Regions from separate parts of the Homo sapiens genome. Here region 2 is linked to region 1. A link is a loop called in an ENCODE intact Hi-C map of the cell type or tissue named here. Cell type or tissue: Calu3. All regions are shown on one strand. Each heading gives the region's core, and the rest is flanking DNA. Links, peaks and the distances in the headings are about the cores only.

Evidence for each region. A loop is a pair of places that touch in the nucleus more often than their neighbours do. Peaks named below come from ENCODE experiments on the same cell type or tissue, not always from the same donor. Only the 100,000 strongest peaks of a DNase experiment are listed, where the experiment ranks them.
Region 2: a loop joins it to region 1, with 10 times the contacts of the local background. A loop is called at or near these places in 11 of 110 quality-filtered maps.

Annotation. Positions count from the first base shown.
Region 1 is chr7:83,069,594-83,078,127 of GRCh38, forward strand. All of the region lies in intron 3 of PCLO (piccolo presynaptic cytomatrix protein), which reads right to left. Among named protein-coding and RNA genes, the nearest start is that of PCLO, 89 kb to the right of the region's middle. In Calu3, for the core only: no CTCF peak of the experiment used is centred there; no DNase peak of the experiment used is centred there.
Region 2 is chr7:82,805,971-82,814,504 of GRCh38, forward strand. The region is part of intron 20 of PCLO (piccolo presynaptic cytomatrix protein); the gene reads right to left. Among named protein-coding and RNA genes, the nearest start is that of PCLO, 350 kb to the right of the region's middle. RefSeq lists an enhancer at 1-383. In Calu3, for the core only: a CTCF peak has its summit at 4,886 (motif pointing right); no DNase peak of the experiment used is centred there.

The sequences.
Region 1 (8,534 bases), core at 1,785-6,784:
GGAATATTAACATTTATTTTACAGGATTGTTGTGCAGAGAAAGATAATGAATGTAAAGTGCTTAGTTCAGTGCCTAGGACATAGTAAGTTTTTAATAAATATCTCAATATATAAATACACATGATCATAAATGTCACTCTTTATATTCTTGGCTCTTCACAACATACTCTAAAGATTCTCCACCTCCCCCACCCCACCCCCCCGCCCACACACACACACACACACACACACACAAAGACTGATGATATAAAACAATAATGGAAGTGAAAAGAACCCATGAGGGAGGAGGGAAAAGTACACCTTCGAGCCCTGTGGTGGTTTTAAAGATATGCTGACCAATTCTTTGATACTTCTTCCCTCAAGAGGTGAAGCTTGATTGCCTTCTTGAGTGTGGACTGAACTTAATGACTCACTTCTAAGAATTGGTTATAGAAGATATGATGGGATATCACTTCTGAGATTAGGTTATAGAAAGACTGTGGCTTCCATCTTGGGCTCACACTCTCTCATGCACGTGCTCTCTCACTTCAATTTCTCTCTCTGGGAAAAGCCATATTGGAAAAAACTCTACAGAGAATCCCATGTGGTGAGGAATGAAGCCTTGTGCCAACAGTAATGTCAGTGAGTCTGGAAGTAGAACCTCTAGCTCCAAGTAATTTTCAGAGACTACAGCCAAGACCAACAGCTTGACTGCAACCTCACGAGGGACCTAGAGCAAGAACAACCTTCTTCCGACATTCTTGATTCTCAATAACTGGGGAAAGTAATAAATGCTTGCTCTTCTACGTTTTGTGGTTTTTTTTTTTTTTTTGGAGACCAAGTCTCGCTCTGTCACCCAGGCTAGAGTGCAGTGGCGTGATCTCAGCTCAGTGCAAGCTCTGCCTCCCGGGTTCACGCCATTCTCCTGCCTCAGCCTCCCGAGTAGCTGCGACTACAGGTGCTGCCACCGTGTCCGGCTAATTTTTTTGTATTTTTAGTAGAGACGGGGTTTCACCATGTTAGCCAGGATAGTCTCCATCTCCTGACCTTGTGATCCGCCCGCCTCGGCCTCCCAGAGTGCTGGGATTACAGGCGTGAGCCACTGCACCCAGCATTTTGTGGTATTTTTACACAGTAATTTGTTACACAGAAATGGACAACTAAAACACACACTAAACAGTGACAACAGAAACTGATCCAAATAAATGATGATGGAATGAGACCAGAAAACAGGATTTTGGAGTTGTTGTGGACTCAGCCATTTCAACATGGAGCTCCAGCTTTCTGTCTACTTCCTTATTAATTGCTCAAACTCAACTTCTTTAATAAAGTCTAATATTATTTATCACCATTCTACTCATCTCTTAAATGACTCCAGTGGACAAATGTAAGTATCATTATTGCTGATATTTATGTTTTAATTTAATTTTCTTTTTCTATTTTTTTTTTTGGATTTGAAAAGTTTTTATTGTGATAAAATACATGTAACATGAAATATGCCATTTTAACCAGTTTAAGTGTATAATTCAATGGTGTTAATTATATTCACACTGTTGTGCAGCCCTCACCACTATCTGTTTTCAAATCTTTTCCATCACCCTAAACACAGACTTTGTGACCTTTAGGCAGTAACTCCCTATTCCTCTCTTCTCCCAGCCCTTTGTCACCTCTAATCTACTTTCTGCCTCTATGAATATGTGTTTTCTAGATATTTCATGAAACTACTAAAACTGTTTTAAAGTATTTCTTAAATGTGACAATAGTTATATCTTCTTATATGCGGTACTATTTTCTTTCCATATAATGGTTGTTAGATTGAGAGACCTTTTAAACATTAAAATGAATGTATTCATTGCACTTGAAATCATCTATCAGTTTGGAAAGAGATTTGGTAACTGCTTCTAAGTGGCTCACTCTTCAAGTAATAAAACATTGCCACATTTCACAACACCTATTCATTATTTTAATCTCAATATCTCTGTTCTTCTCCCTCACCCTCTCTTTCTCTGTCATTCCCTCTCCAGTCAGGCAGATGGGAGCACAGTGCTTTTTAATTAGACAATAATCAAATGCTGTCACTAATAATACATCATGAATCTTTCCATTACTACTAATGAAAAGAAGCTTTCCGTGGGTGAGAGTGGGGAAGAACAAAAGTTAGAAGGATATATATTTTTTCTCCTTTTGAATGAACTTTCAAATAAATACACAAACAATATACTGATCTTTATTTGGTCATGTTGTTGGAAGATGAATGATTAAAGAAAATACTCTTCAAAGAACCTCATCAATAATTACATATATCTGACTTTAGAGTACAATTCTGCTTAAGATCTATCTGAAATGTAGGAGGAGAGCTATAAAACATTGAATATTTTTTACATGGAAGATAATTCACTTATTCTCTGCTGAATATGTGATTCAAACAGGTTATGTTATTCAAATTTCTTATTTTAAGTTTAATTTATATTTTGTTTGTTAAAATAATAGCTTAATGTAAATTGAAGAAACATTTTCTAAAAAACAATTATTTATCATTGCTCCCTAGATTCTTATAATAGTTACATGATAATGATTTTGTTGTTGTGATTCTGTTGTTATTTCTAGCAACAATGCTTCATAAGAAAAATGTATGAGAAAATGTGTGAGATGTATGCATGTATGAGAATTTCAACATGAAAACCACTTAAGTATTTTATGAAGAACACATATTTTAGAATAAAAACTTGACTACTTAAAGATAACACTTTATACAACTGCCAAAACCTAACAAAATTAGAATAAAAAAGTCCTTTTTTATTTAAAAAATAATATTATCCAAAATTTCTCATGTTATTTTTCTTCCTTTTGCATCTAAAATAGGATGAATTAGTCCTATGGCCCCTTCTTTTACCACACTCGTCACCAAAAGTTTTGTATTTACATTCCTATGTCTTCAATTGTATGTAAGAAATTGGGGAAAAATGAATTGAGAAAAGAGATAATGATTCCAGTCTTGACTTTGCCATTATCTCTGAGACCTTGGCCATATTACCTCATTTTTCTGGGAGTCACCTTATTCAGCTACCAAATTAAGATTTGTACCAGTTTCGTTCAGCTACAGCATTTTATAAGTCTCAGATATGATATCCAGATCTTATATCTCCTGAATGCCAAAGCTTCCAGTATTCCTCTGTATCTATACATGTTTCCACTTGCTGATGCCTCACAGTCAAACTTATTCAAACTAATGAATCAGCTCTTATCTATGTAGCCATTCTCTGCTTTCCCTGATCAGGACATTATAATTTTCCATTATCCAGACTTGGGAATCCATAATTGCTTGACTCCTTCCTTCCTTTTACCTTCAACATCAAATCAGTTGCAAAATGGTTTCTCTTTCTGTCTCTCTGTCTCTCTCTGTCTCCCTCTCCCTTCCCTCTGTCTGTTTTACTAGTCTATTACCTTCAAAATTTCATCTCCACCATGCTATTTCTGATCTTTATTGCTACTCACTTGGACAATTGTTAAGGTTCCAATTTTATGTCCCTGCGGACAGCCTCCCTGCCATCTAGTGATAGCTGGAAATATTACAAGAAGGCAGGAATAATGCCATTCTCACCTATAGTATATAAGATAATATACAATATTAAAAAATTAGAGATGTCAGTTTACCCAAACTTTTGAATATCTCATAAATTAGTTAAAATTACAGCCCATTAAAATTATGGTTAAACTAACAGCCATCATAATATAATGTGGAGCAAATATTTTCCTAGCTTATGAATCATTCTCAGAAAACCTTATTGAGTACATTCAATGTACCAAATACTGTGCTAGATGTTAAGAAAAGAGAGATAATATTTTCTGCCTTTAAGAGCCTACTGCCTTGTAGAGAAGATAGAAATGTAAACAAAGATAAATGGCAATATGAATAGAACAAAATCCTGCATTGGAGGAGAAACATACATTATGCTTGATATTTAGCTTTTTGCAGCTTCAATTACCAAGAAAGAACATTTGTAATGCAAACAAAGCTGCTGCCCTCTATTTATCTTGTTACTTTGTTGTAAGAATTTAGTGAAACATATTAATTCTAAATTGCTTAGGAAGTACCTAGTATTACTGTAATGCAACTACAGATGCTGTGATATTATAATTTTGAAGCTGAAATTCAGTTTTATTTTTAATTTTTAATAAAACTAAAGCTATTAAAAACTATTTTAACATAAATTTTTTTAATTTTTAGTAAATATTTTATTACAATATTTAATTTTAATAATAAAAATTTTTTATTGAAATCATGATCATGCAATCAAACTATATGTGGAGATTCCAGGTAAAAAGAACTTCAGAGCAATTAAAACAAGTCCCATTTAGATATTTGTTTCTAAAACTTCTACAATTAAATCTCAATACCATTTGGGGGGTACTAAATATAGAAAATTAATTCAGCATACTATTAAATACAAATTAAACACATATAATTGTGGAAAAGAACCTTATCTTTCTAGTATATGTCTAGGCTAACACTTTATAATTGCAAGGAAACCATAAGGAATTTCAAGACAACTCATTATTAAAATAATTTTCTCATTATATCCTTGTAAAATTTCTAGTATCTAATGTGTGAAATACATTTACTATTTTTTATTACAAGGTTCATTCAGGCCAGGAAAGAGTGAGAGAGAGGGAGAGACAGAAACAGAGAGAGACAAAGAGACTCCTAATAGACATCCGGATAACTACATTTGTTTCATAGGTAAAAACTGATCCTCTAGACACACAAAAGTTAGTACATCCTAGAATTATTTGTACTAAGGAATTTCGTTGACCTGTCTGAGGAACATTATGATATAAATTACCTTTGATAAAAATCTAGTGAGGCCCAATTATGTAAAAGTATATCCAGATAAAATGCCCAGATAGGCTGCATGGACACCTATGAGACGTAGAATGAGTGTCAAAGAACAGTGTCTACTGATCTGATCCACACCAGCCATTAAAATCTTTTAAAGGAACTTTTCTCATGGAGAAACTTAATGGAACAATGATTGATGAATTTCTTTTTATTTTACACGTTCAGTGGTATAGGCCAATGTGGGAAAATTAGATGAATTGTCACTAGATATTTGAAAATCATAAAATAACTAACAAAAGGTGATACTTCAAAAACAAACAAACATTAAAATCCATCTGCTTGGAAAAAGAGAATATTCTTGATCCAAATACTGCATGAAGCACATACTTCACACTCTGGCCTTTGCCATTTGTGTATTCACAGGAAGAAAGGAGAAACATACCACTAATGAAAGAAAAATTTCTTTAGGTTTTATAGCCTGAACAATAACCAAATATCTACTGAGTTACTTTAATAAGGTGGTAATCACAAAATATCACCTAAAGAAATGTAAGCAAAAACACAAATCTTAGTGGTCTCTAGCTGAAGGATAAAATCAATCCAATAAACAGTTGAATAAAGTACATCTGAAACTACTCCTTGATCATGTCACCACGTTAGTATTTTGAGTCCCTTAGAGACCCTTGCTGAAATCCTACTGTACTTAACAAAATGTACCGGTTTGAAAAAGAGGTTCATTTGTTACTATCAAACCTAAAAAGACACGTAAAAATTGAGAGATATCACCAAGTATAAGTGCTAAGTAGTATCGAGACATTTTATGGAATAGAAGACAGAGTTTCTAAGGACTATTTTCTTTTTTATCTATGACAACTTTTAACTTGATAGATTTGGATGAGGAGTCAGTCAGGCAAGAGTATAGTTGGTCCATTTCTGAGGACCTCAGTGAGATTAGGCCTTGCTCAATTATAACAGGTGTCACTTAGATGAGTTGGTCTTTTGTTTCGCACTTTCACCCCAAAGAAACCTGAATTCTAAACTGAATTCTAAACATTTTTAATATACAAAATGACTGCAGTAAAGATAGTAAACAGCAAAAATCCATGAGTTCTAAAACATGACAAGTGTTGTTTCTGTCCAAACTAAATTAAATGACACTAAGGACTGATAGGATCAAAGTAGAATATTACTTTGAAATAGTCCCTAGACTTTTAATGCATTTTTAAACCCTACACATCAAAACAGTAAGTCACAGTGATGTTCTCTGTGTAATGACAAGTTAAAATTTCGGGAAATTACTCATATGTATATACACACATACACACACATATAAATACCTTGATTTAATATGATTATGACATTTTAAATAATTATAAATATTAGCACATAAAGCCTACTTAATTTAAGTCTTCTAAACACATGTAATATGTCTAAGGGATTTTCTTTGATATATCTTTTATAGTTTACCAGGAAATAGGAGGTAGAAATGAAAGACAATAATGTGTGTAAGCAAAGAGTGTTAAAGAATTTTACACAGGAAAACTTTTTTTCACTTGCAGACCATTTTAAATATAATAAACCATAATTTTACTATAAATATTGAGAATGAATTAAAAATTGATGGCTAGTAATGCTTTGTATTTAATGACTAACACTGTATTATCTCAGCATGCCTCTGCAGACCATTCCTACACACCAGTTTCTTGGATTTAAAAAAAAAAAAAAACTCATACCTTTCGCAAGTCTCCTATAACAGTTCATATTGAAATGTTTATAAATCATTATATTCTCATAATTTATTCTTTCTATGCAGTTTTTCAACAAAAGAATCTTTCAAAGGGTAAATGGTGGAGCCATTCACTTCTTTTTTTTTTTGAGATGGACTTTTGCTCTGGTGCCCAGGGCGGAGTGCAGTGGCAAGATCTCTGCAACCTCCAGCTCCCAGGTTCAAGCAATTCTCCTGCCTCAGCCTCCCAAGTAGCTGGGATTACAGGTGCCTGCCACCACACCCAGCTAATTTTTGTATTTTTAGTAGAGACAGAGTTTCACCATGTTGGCCAGGCTGGTCTTGAACTCCTGACCTCAGGTGATCCGCCTGGCTCAGCCTCCCAAAGTGCCGGGATTACAGGCCTGAGCCACCGCACCTGGCAGAGAAATTTCACTTCTTAAAACCTCATGCAAAACATTTGTTTTCTGTTTAATGTTATTTTCCTTTTTTTTTTTTTTTGCAGTTTTTTTTTATTATACTTTAAGTTTTAGGGTACATGTGCACAATGTGCATGTTAGTTACATATTTTCCTTTGGCCAAAACCAAACAAAAAAGCAAATAAACAAACAAATCTCTCTAATCTTTCTAATCCTATGTTTAGCAATGAATGACAATTTTCTGAGGAACATGTGACCTTCCTACCTTTAAGGAGCTATCCAATAATCAGCTCTTAAACCTCTATTTATTCTAGATATAATAAGGTATACATGTGGAATAGTAAACACTATAAATCTAACATGGTTACTCTCGACATTTTTTGAGCATTGCTCTTACATTTAGAGCATAATAGCCTGCTTTAAACAATTAAAAGTATAATAATTTTAAAATTAAAAATGCATTGATATATATATATATTTTGCATATAGCATCTGTATGTAAAACTGCTAAGAGTTTCAGAAACACCTAAAATTCTTTCTTTTTGACTAAAATATGACTATAGTCTACATATAGGAAGCCCTTTTCATAGAAGCTAACATATAGAGTATAGCAAAGAAGTGGTATTTGCTACCTCATGAAAGAGTCCTGCTACCTTTTAATAATTGTTTCCGCTTCTTTGGTCTGTACTGCTCTATTGTTACCTCTTCTCTTTTCCAGCTTGTGTGACAAACAGGTCCAGAGAAGAAGGCAAAGGGCTCGTTCTTAGTCATTAACAATAGGATTCAATTGCAAAGGGGTCATCATAAACTCATGAATGCTTCATAACCTTTCTCATCTACCACTCCTTCCCTGGTCTCGTCCTGACTGCTTTCTGTTGTAGTAGTTGTTGCTGTTGTTATTACTGTTAGACTTTTTAAGTGGTTTCATCATCAAAAAAATAAGTGTGGAAGCCAGAACCAGCTTCTGCCAGACTTCATGCCAAGTTTAAAAAATGAAAACAATGAATAACTCTAACCACAAATAAAAATGCTTAAGGAATACATGCATTATTTTAGTAATAAAGGCAATCAGGTCTAGATAAGGTTCAGTCAAATGAGAAGCACAGATATTTGTTAGTGCCAGGAGGCGTTCTCCCTGTTGTGTTCTGACTTGAGTAGTTTCCAGCTCTCATGGAATCTAATCACACCTGAATTAATCATTTCCACAAATGGATTATTGTTTTCTATAAAAGTCAGCAAAGTGAATATATAAAAAGAAGACTTATTTCAAGGAAGTAACAAGCAGAAAGTCATGAGATTCATCACAATAAATGTTCAAGTTAGAACAGGTAAGTCTAAAAATGCAGACGCTTAATGGGAAATACCCAAATCCTCTCAACAATTGATTGATGGAGAAGGGTAGGACAGAAAAAGGCGGTTAGAGGTCAATTCAAGGTCGGTAATTGCATTTTAAAGCAGTCTATGCAGAGCCATTTCCAGCACTCAGAGTACAGGAAAATATTCTGCCCTGCCTTCTGTGCTCTTGAGTCCCTCAGATACCTCCTAATAATGGCTATAAAGAGAAATAAAT
Region 2 (8,534 bases), core at 1,761-6,760, 260 kb before region 1:
TCGTTTCCTTTACTGATAATGAATGGTGGCAACAATAAATTATTTTACTGTTTTTATTGGACATCAAGGAAAAGCAATCACCTTTAGGGAAAAACACATTTAATTTTTAGACCAAGTTAAATAGTATGTAACTATGCTACTATTATTATTTTTGTGGTTTCTTTGTACAGTATTGCAAAAATGATATGGTAAATAAAAAGAATTTTGGCTATTTCATGGAGAAAAGAATTTAGAAAGACTTGGGTAGATAGAAATGGCAAGATAAAGAAAATTGCTTATTTTTTTCCTATTACTAGACTATAATCTGTTTTTCTCCTTAGAAACAAAAATGCAAAATAGAATTTTAAGAAGTGATTGAAAATTCTGTTTGTTTGTATGTACCTCTGCCTACTATCTCCAGCAAGGTTTTAAAATTTAAAGATATTTGTTTCTTTTCAGGCATTTCCTAGTTTATCATTGAGACTTGTCTCAAGAATTTCCTAAGTTTGATATTTGAATATAAGAATCCATATTCCCATACAGACATTACAAATTTGTGCAATAAATTATGCAGTAGGGGTATAGTACTAATATTGTTGTCAGATTTGAGAAGAAATTTTGATGCAAAAAGAAGGAAGATAAGGCAAGTGTTTCCCTGATTTTGCTGGGGAGAAGTTTCTCTAGTAAGTTTTTGAAATCGTTGATATTTGTCTTCCGCCAGAGAGAGTGAACTTTTCGGTCACACCGATCTGGTTTTGACTCCCAACCCACTCTTTAGCAACTGTACACTGCTTTTCTCATTTGAAAACAATGGGAGTCAGTAATGCCTACCTCATAAAATTGTGATTATGAGGAGTGAGATATGTAGGAGCCCAGTAACTTACTCTTCTTCCTCTTGTGATATTATTTGCCACATCACCACTCTTCTCATGGGCTTTACTGTCAACAGCTGTTTCTTACTGTCTTTGAGCTTAAATAGTCTTTGACAATGAATTTAACTCTATTCTCTTCTCAAGGTATCCCCACTCTTCTCAAGGGCTTTACTGTCAACAGCTGTTTCTTACTGTCTTTGAGCTTAAATAGTCTTTGACAATGAATTTAACTCTATTCTCTTCTCAAGGTATCCCCACTCTTCTCAAGGGCTTTACTGTCAACAGCTGTTTCTTACTGTCTTTGAGCTTAAATAGTCTTTGACAATGAATTTAACTCTATTCTCTTCTCAAGGTATCCCCACTCTTCTCAAGGGCTTTACTGTCAACAGCTGTTTCTTACTGTCTTTGAGCTTAAATAGTCTTTGACAATGAATTTAACTCTATTCTCTTCTAAATCTAGATGTGTTCAAACCTACAGTTCTACTTAGAGTCTTTTTTCTTCATAAATGCGTCCCTATCCCATTAGGAGTTTATTAGCCAGTTGGATAGAGTTATACTAATGGGTGAACAGTTGATAATCATTTCACGATCCTAAGATATCTACATATTTCTTAAGGATATGTATAAAAACACAATTATTCTTAATCTGGTGGAATTTTAACCAATATAATAACCACATGAAGTGAAACACATAAACATTGTGTGGGAAACCATTTGAGGACAGGAAATCCACCCTCAGGGTAGCTAGGATCAAGTCTTGCAAAGGATTTAACTTTTCCCCCATTTCTTCACTTTTTCAATTTCGTCGGTAGCAGGTTCTCTAAAGCCACAAGGAATTTTTATATATATTCCAGTGGTAGTAGGATCCCTTCCCGAGAATAGGGAACAAGAAAGAAATTGTTAATAGTTAGTCAATTGTATATCAGATGTGTATAAGTTAGAAACGGCTATTTAGGAAAATGTGTTCCTAACTTATAGACATCTGATATACAATTGACTAATTGAACTGAATGCTGTTAAACAACCAGTCATCAAGGAATTGCTAGTAACCCACAGGACTGGATTTGTGGAAACAGAATAGTTATGTTTCTGAATATTTTCTTTATTTTATGTAGAAGAAACCCAGATGGTGTAGTTAGTGTTAAAAAAAACTTCTTAAAAGAATAATTTTAAAAATGTAAAGGTAATGTGAGTAGGATGTAAAATGATGGACATGTATAAAGTAGATTAAAATGCATAACCTACATAATGAGTCAGATTAGTCAATTGATTATAAACAAAAGAAAGCTGTCATACTTTTTGATGGGATTCTATAATCCAATTCATAATTTTTAGTATGACATTGAATGGAAGACATTAATTTCATCAATTGGAAAATCACAATTTACTATTTTCAAAGATAAACCTTAATTATTAGACACTAATATTCAATCAATTTATATTTATTAAATTAAAATAATTTTAATTCAAGAGCAAACTCACAATGAACAAAAATAGCTACATTATAAAAATGATTTATTATCTATGTTTCAAAATCGTCCATCCTTTGTTTTGTCAACTTTGGTTTTACCTGATGCGATTTTTAGTTCTATTCCTCTTCTGGAAAAGTTGAGAAATGTGTACAGAATATAAAATAGCATAATAAGAAGAAAGAAACAAAGCTAGAAATAAATTTAAGAAAAGACAGGTTTTTTTTCCATCTTGCCAATCTCTTTGAATAGAATTCTCATTTTGAAAGCCTGTGCAAGTGTTGTCAATATTTTAAATGCAAACAAATAACATTTTATAAGAAATATTAAAAAAGAAAACCAAATCCAGGGGACATTTACCTATGATGGAATCAGTCTAACATCTCTGCAAAACATGATTACATCTAAGGTTCTGTCTATGGAAATTTTAGGCAGTTAGAAATTAGGTGAATAATTCAAATGAATCTAGTTATTTGGAGTTATCACAACAAAACATCCGGTGCTGGATTAAATTCTGTATTCTTAACTTGGTATCTAAGTGTAGTGCAGAGATATATAGCCTCACATTTGGTTAGTTTCTGAAAAATGAATTAAATTAAAACACACAACAGATCTTTTCTTCTTGCTGGGCTGTATCTGCATATCATAAAATGTGATAAAACAAAAAATGGAGAGGTTTTGATAAGCTGGTTCTAAGAATCCGTATTTTAATATATCTTTTCCAGATACTTGAAACATGTATTTACTCATTTCTTTCTCTTGAAACAGACTTCAAGAAATAAAACATCAATTCTATTAAATTGAGCTAAATCTGCATAAAGGCAAACTTTTTTTTAACAAATAAAGTGTATTTAGGACTTTATTATCTGAGGCTGGATCTTAGGTAATTTCAAGACATCTAATAATTTCCACCACATTCTTTATTTTGCCTCTCAAAAGAGTTTTTTATTGGTCTGGTCTTTCCAAATATATCTCTTGTAATTCTCCTTCAAACACTTTACATGGAAGCCCTCTCAGTCCATTCACTCTGGCTCCCTTTGGTTTGGCTTTTTTCTTTCCAACTTTACTAAGCTCTCTTTTATCCCATCACTTTCTTGTATCTAAATTAAAGTTATCTGTAAAGGCCTAGCTCAGAAATCACCTGCTTCATGCATTTTTCCTCATTCTCCCATTCAGAAGTGACCTCTCCTATGTCTGGACTCTTGTAGCACATACTCTGTCGTTATTGGAAGCAAAGCCTATGTTTTCTCCTTGGTAACTTCCTTAAAAGCTTGTCCCGGAACCATGTTTGAACAATATTTAATGAATAAGTAATAATAATAATAATACATTAATACTTCTTTCCTTTAACCAATCAAAACATCTGAATGATTTAGTAGATAATTTCACTTTTTAAATCAAGCTTTGTGTTTTATACAAATCATAAATTTCTCAACAAGAAGTCCACTTGATATGGAAGCTTTTTTTCCATGTTCTTTGTCAAAGAAACTTTAGGGAGTCATTTTTTTTAGCTTTTAAAATCAGAGATAACTTTACTCTGTCATACTGTATAGAAAAAGGTGATCATTCAACTATATTTTTTAACCCCAATCTCCCAAAACACTGGTTTGATTGAAGGAAATATTTAATGAGAATACACTAACCATCAGAGATTATAAGCTTATGAATTTCAAAAAGTTCATAATCACAAATATTACATATATATTTAAAATGAAAGTGACAAAAGAAAATAATATGTAGAGTAACATTCTGTGGGAGCCAGCACTATTACAGACTCTAGAACTTGTCCTGATCCCATGTTTGTATGTAGGTAGTTGGAGAGCTCTGGGTTATATTTAAGTGTAATATATCTCTATTTTTTATGTTATTGAGGGAAATAATATTTTAAACACACTAAGTATAATCTTCCATAATTTTATAATTTCAAAATCAAAAATTTAGAAATATTCAACTTCTGCTTTATTCTTCCAACTCTTTTAATTAGAGTTTCAGAAACCAAGGACCTACTATGTGTGAATGTATTACACACCTGTGTATTACATATGAAAAAAGTTTATATAAACATTGAGAGGCTTTTCTTAGTAATAAGATACATCTTTGGGGCCATTTTTTATGAATTACATTTTTGTGTCTACTTTCTTTTTGAAATCTTAAGTGTATTACTAAGTACCAAGTAAAGGAAAGAGTGGATGCTATAAATATATGATAGAATCAGCTCACTCATAGAAAGGGTCCTGTGCCCTAAAAGAATAAATCTTAGAACGTTGAATCATTTTTGTAACTCAATTAATTGAGGGGGCATTTCAGGTAAACAAATGTTACCTTCTGTGATGCAATTCAATCTGTTTTAAATTATTCTTTGACCATTTCACTTTCTTTGGCTGTTAGATGGTTCAACATCATTGTGTTTTATTACTCCATTGTGGCTAACCTTAATTAAATCGGTAGTGTCTCTTTGACTGCACATCTGTCTTCAATTAGTTTGCTCTGTTGGCTTTTCTTCCCTCTACCACACAGTACTTAAATATGCAAAGCTATCACTGTACTTACCACATGATGGCAGCACTTTGCTCTGAGAGCACGGATTAAATTGTAGACTTCACTTTTACTACTTTTATATCACATCCAGTTATCTGAAATTTAAAAGGCAAGGTCTCTGCCTATCCTACTAAATTCCAAAAAATTAGTGTTTGGAATGTAAATAGGTTGCTGTCTATGATGTTCCATTATTGGTTTTATATCTTTGGTCCAGCACAGAGCTATTTCCAAATATTCTGAGGAGTAATTTATTATGTAGGTAGCTTGTACTTTCCCAAATTACTTGGTTAATACAGTAGTAAATATCTTCCTAGATACAGTCTCTAAAATTTTAAGATTAACCGAAATAAAAAGCAATCAATAATTTTGTTTATTCCAATACTTAATGATGGAACGGAAATAACTACCTAGCAGTTTTAGAAATCAAGTATTTGGGAATTTTTACCCCCTGTAGCTAGCTTTAATTTAGCTAGTATTTACTTCAGGTACCTTTCTCCTCTCTTTCTTTGTTTCTTTCTCTGTCCATCCCTCTTTCCTTTCCTTCTTCCCTCCTCCTGTCTCTGTCATCTACCTGTTGTTATTGCTGTTACTGTTTTTGTTTTTTGATATTTTTACTAAAGGGATTTTGCAGTTTTATCTCATGTTTTAATTTTCTTTTGAACGTGGACCTGAAAATTTCAGGTTTTAAGTGTCATTGTGCCAGCATTATTTGGAATGTTTTCCCTTGAATTATGTACAATCACACTTCATGTATGTTTTCTATTACAGTTCAGGGGTTCTAGTTTAAGAAGAGGTACTGCATCTTAAAAGTAATTTAGAAGTTTAATTTTTTTCCAAATCTACTTCAGTATAATTATTATCTATTTGGGAAAATCTAAAGCAAACTGGACACTAGAAAAATGGGCTAGCTTCAATAGAGCTATTTGTAGTTTTCACACACCACCAAATCACAAGTTTTCACAAATACAGGTGTTGAAACTCTGATATCTCTATCAGTCATTTGTAAGTCGTTAGGCATGGAAGTTGAAGGAAGGATGTCATTGACAATTTCTTTTTTAAATGACAAATTATTAGATGACTATTAGTCATTACAGATATATTTTATATATATATGTAAACAATATATCTATTATAAAGGTATGACAAGTCATGAGAAATGGAATGTTGCAGGCTTTTTTCTTATAAAAATAAAAATATTTCCCTTAAGATATGTCATATTCACATAGTAGCTCCTTTTAGAGAAGAAGATGAAGACGGGTTGCCTCCATTTGCTGTGTTCCAGAAAGATGGTAAATCTCGTATATTCACAGTTTTCTCTCTCCATGCACATTGGCCTTATGACTGAATTCTTAATGACATCTTAATGAACAATTTAGTTTGTTTATAATGATTCATTATCTGGCTTTATAGATAATAAGATCAATGATCACTTCAGGAAACAGAAGTAATCGTATAAAACAATGTAACAAATGAAAATGAAGTTAGCTTAACTAATAGCACGGTATAGAGGAATTTTTTCTTACATGAAAAAATACATGTTGGCTCCGTATACTATAATCCTTGCTTTTAAAAGGAAATCATAATGTTGCCTTTTAAGTAGGTCTTCCTTTTTTTGAGGGGTTTTTAGTTCAGAAGTGATTTTGGAAGAAACCACTTAAAATATAGTTTAAGTGAGAATTAAAATTGTATAGTAAATAATGAAAGAAAGTTTGACTAAGACATTATCATAGATGAAAATTAAGAAAGTAAATTCATTTTGTCTTTAATAAATTCAGGCCGTAATTCCAGCTATGTTCGAATAAATAGAATGAAAAAAGAATGTATCCAGTGCTGAGTTCCGGTTTGGTGCTATAAAATGCAAATACAATAATGATCTTTATCTTTAAAAGATTAATAGCATGGGGGATCATATGTGAAAGAAAAAACATTCAATTTTGAGCTACATCAAATTTTCATGGGCGATTTTTAATTTTTCAATCTTCCTTTTATTCTCTTTTGAAGCAGAAGCATTTTCTTTCTTGCTGTTTGCTTGCACTACACTTGCATTAGGCTGTCAGATAGGTATTTCCAACTGACAATTGGAGAAAAAAAAAACTCAAGCAGGAATAAAGACTACTGTAAAACATGCAGGTTTGTTTGAGTAAAAAGTCATTCTAAAAATAGTCATTTTGAAAAAAGTTCTTACATAATCCTGAAACTGTGAGAACTTACATCACGACTGCTTAGATAACAAGAATGCTGTCCTTAAATGGAATCCGAACATTTTGAAAATTCATTAAATTTTGCCCAAATGAAAAAGGTTGAGCACATTTCCAGTTTGTTTTCATATTATTCCAATTTGGTCAATGGCCACGAAGTAAAGAGGAAGTTTGGACAGTTATTTGATAAATGCACGTCTGGTCTCATGAGACCTAACCTCTCTAGCTAATGTCATTAATCTTTCTCCAAACAGATTATATTAATGATCTATTAATCTATAACAATCATTTCATCAATCTTTCTCCAAATAGATCCTTAAAAAATACTTTCTGTCTATATATAGATGGTTATATTGCAGTGGATTGTACAGGTTATGATAGAACCAGAGGCAGAACAAATAAATTATAATTAATTATATTTTCCAGATATTTTTAAACATGATGATGTTTGGTTGCACCTAAATGTAAATCAGTGACCAATTGCATTTTTCTTTTTCCTCTCAGTTGAAGATAGACAAAACTCACTTTTCTGACTCTTCATAATTTTTTCCAGATACCTTTAAATTGATTATTCAATAAATATTACTAGCATGAGAGATTCATGAAGACAGTAATATTTGTCTATTTTGTTTGCTGTAGTATCACCAACACCTTGAAGAGGTTCTGTGACATTATTTGCACTAAAAATAATATCAGCAAATGTATGTAAAAATGATGACCTAATAAAAGTAATTCAGATCATATTTTTCATAAATGATAAGCACGTTTGCAAATATCCTTTTGGCATTAAATATTTTGAAACTCATCAAATTATATACTTGAAATTGAGGATCAAGTATTTCGTAAGAAGCTTTCCATTTTTCCTCAAATTTGAATGAAAGTGATAATCTTCAGTTTTTCTATTGTTATGCCAATACAATTAATTTCCACTATATGGGATCAGTAATGTAGATAATGGAAGATGAAATTAATTGATAATTTATAAACAACTGTTTTTCTATAAATGTTACTTTCAAGATAAGAACAAAAAATTTTATTCTACCTTTATAACACTTCTGTCACTCTACTTCAGCTTGGAAGCAGCTTGATTAAAGCTGATAGGCAACTTATGAAATTTCAAAAGGAAAAAGTAACAATTACGGATGTGTAAATATAATTTAATCTATATCATTCCCAATAAAATAAAAAATTGCTATATAAATTGAAAAAATGTCATTTGTCAATCTTAATAATTATAAATTAACATCAAATGAGAAAGGAAAGAAGGGGTTCTGAAATGCAATAGAAGAGATATATAAGATACAGAAAATTTGGAGACAAACATGATAAACATGTTTTGGAAGAAGTCCTTGGTTATTCAGTCTTTGACTATTGTAAAAATTATGATTGTGCATAAGTCTAAGTTGGTGACTTTTATATATTTTTAAGCTTAAATATATTTAAACACTTCAACATAATTTAATTTATAATAATTTATA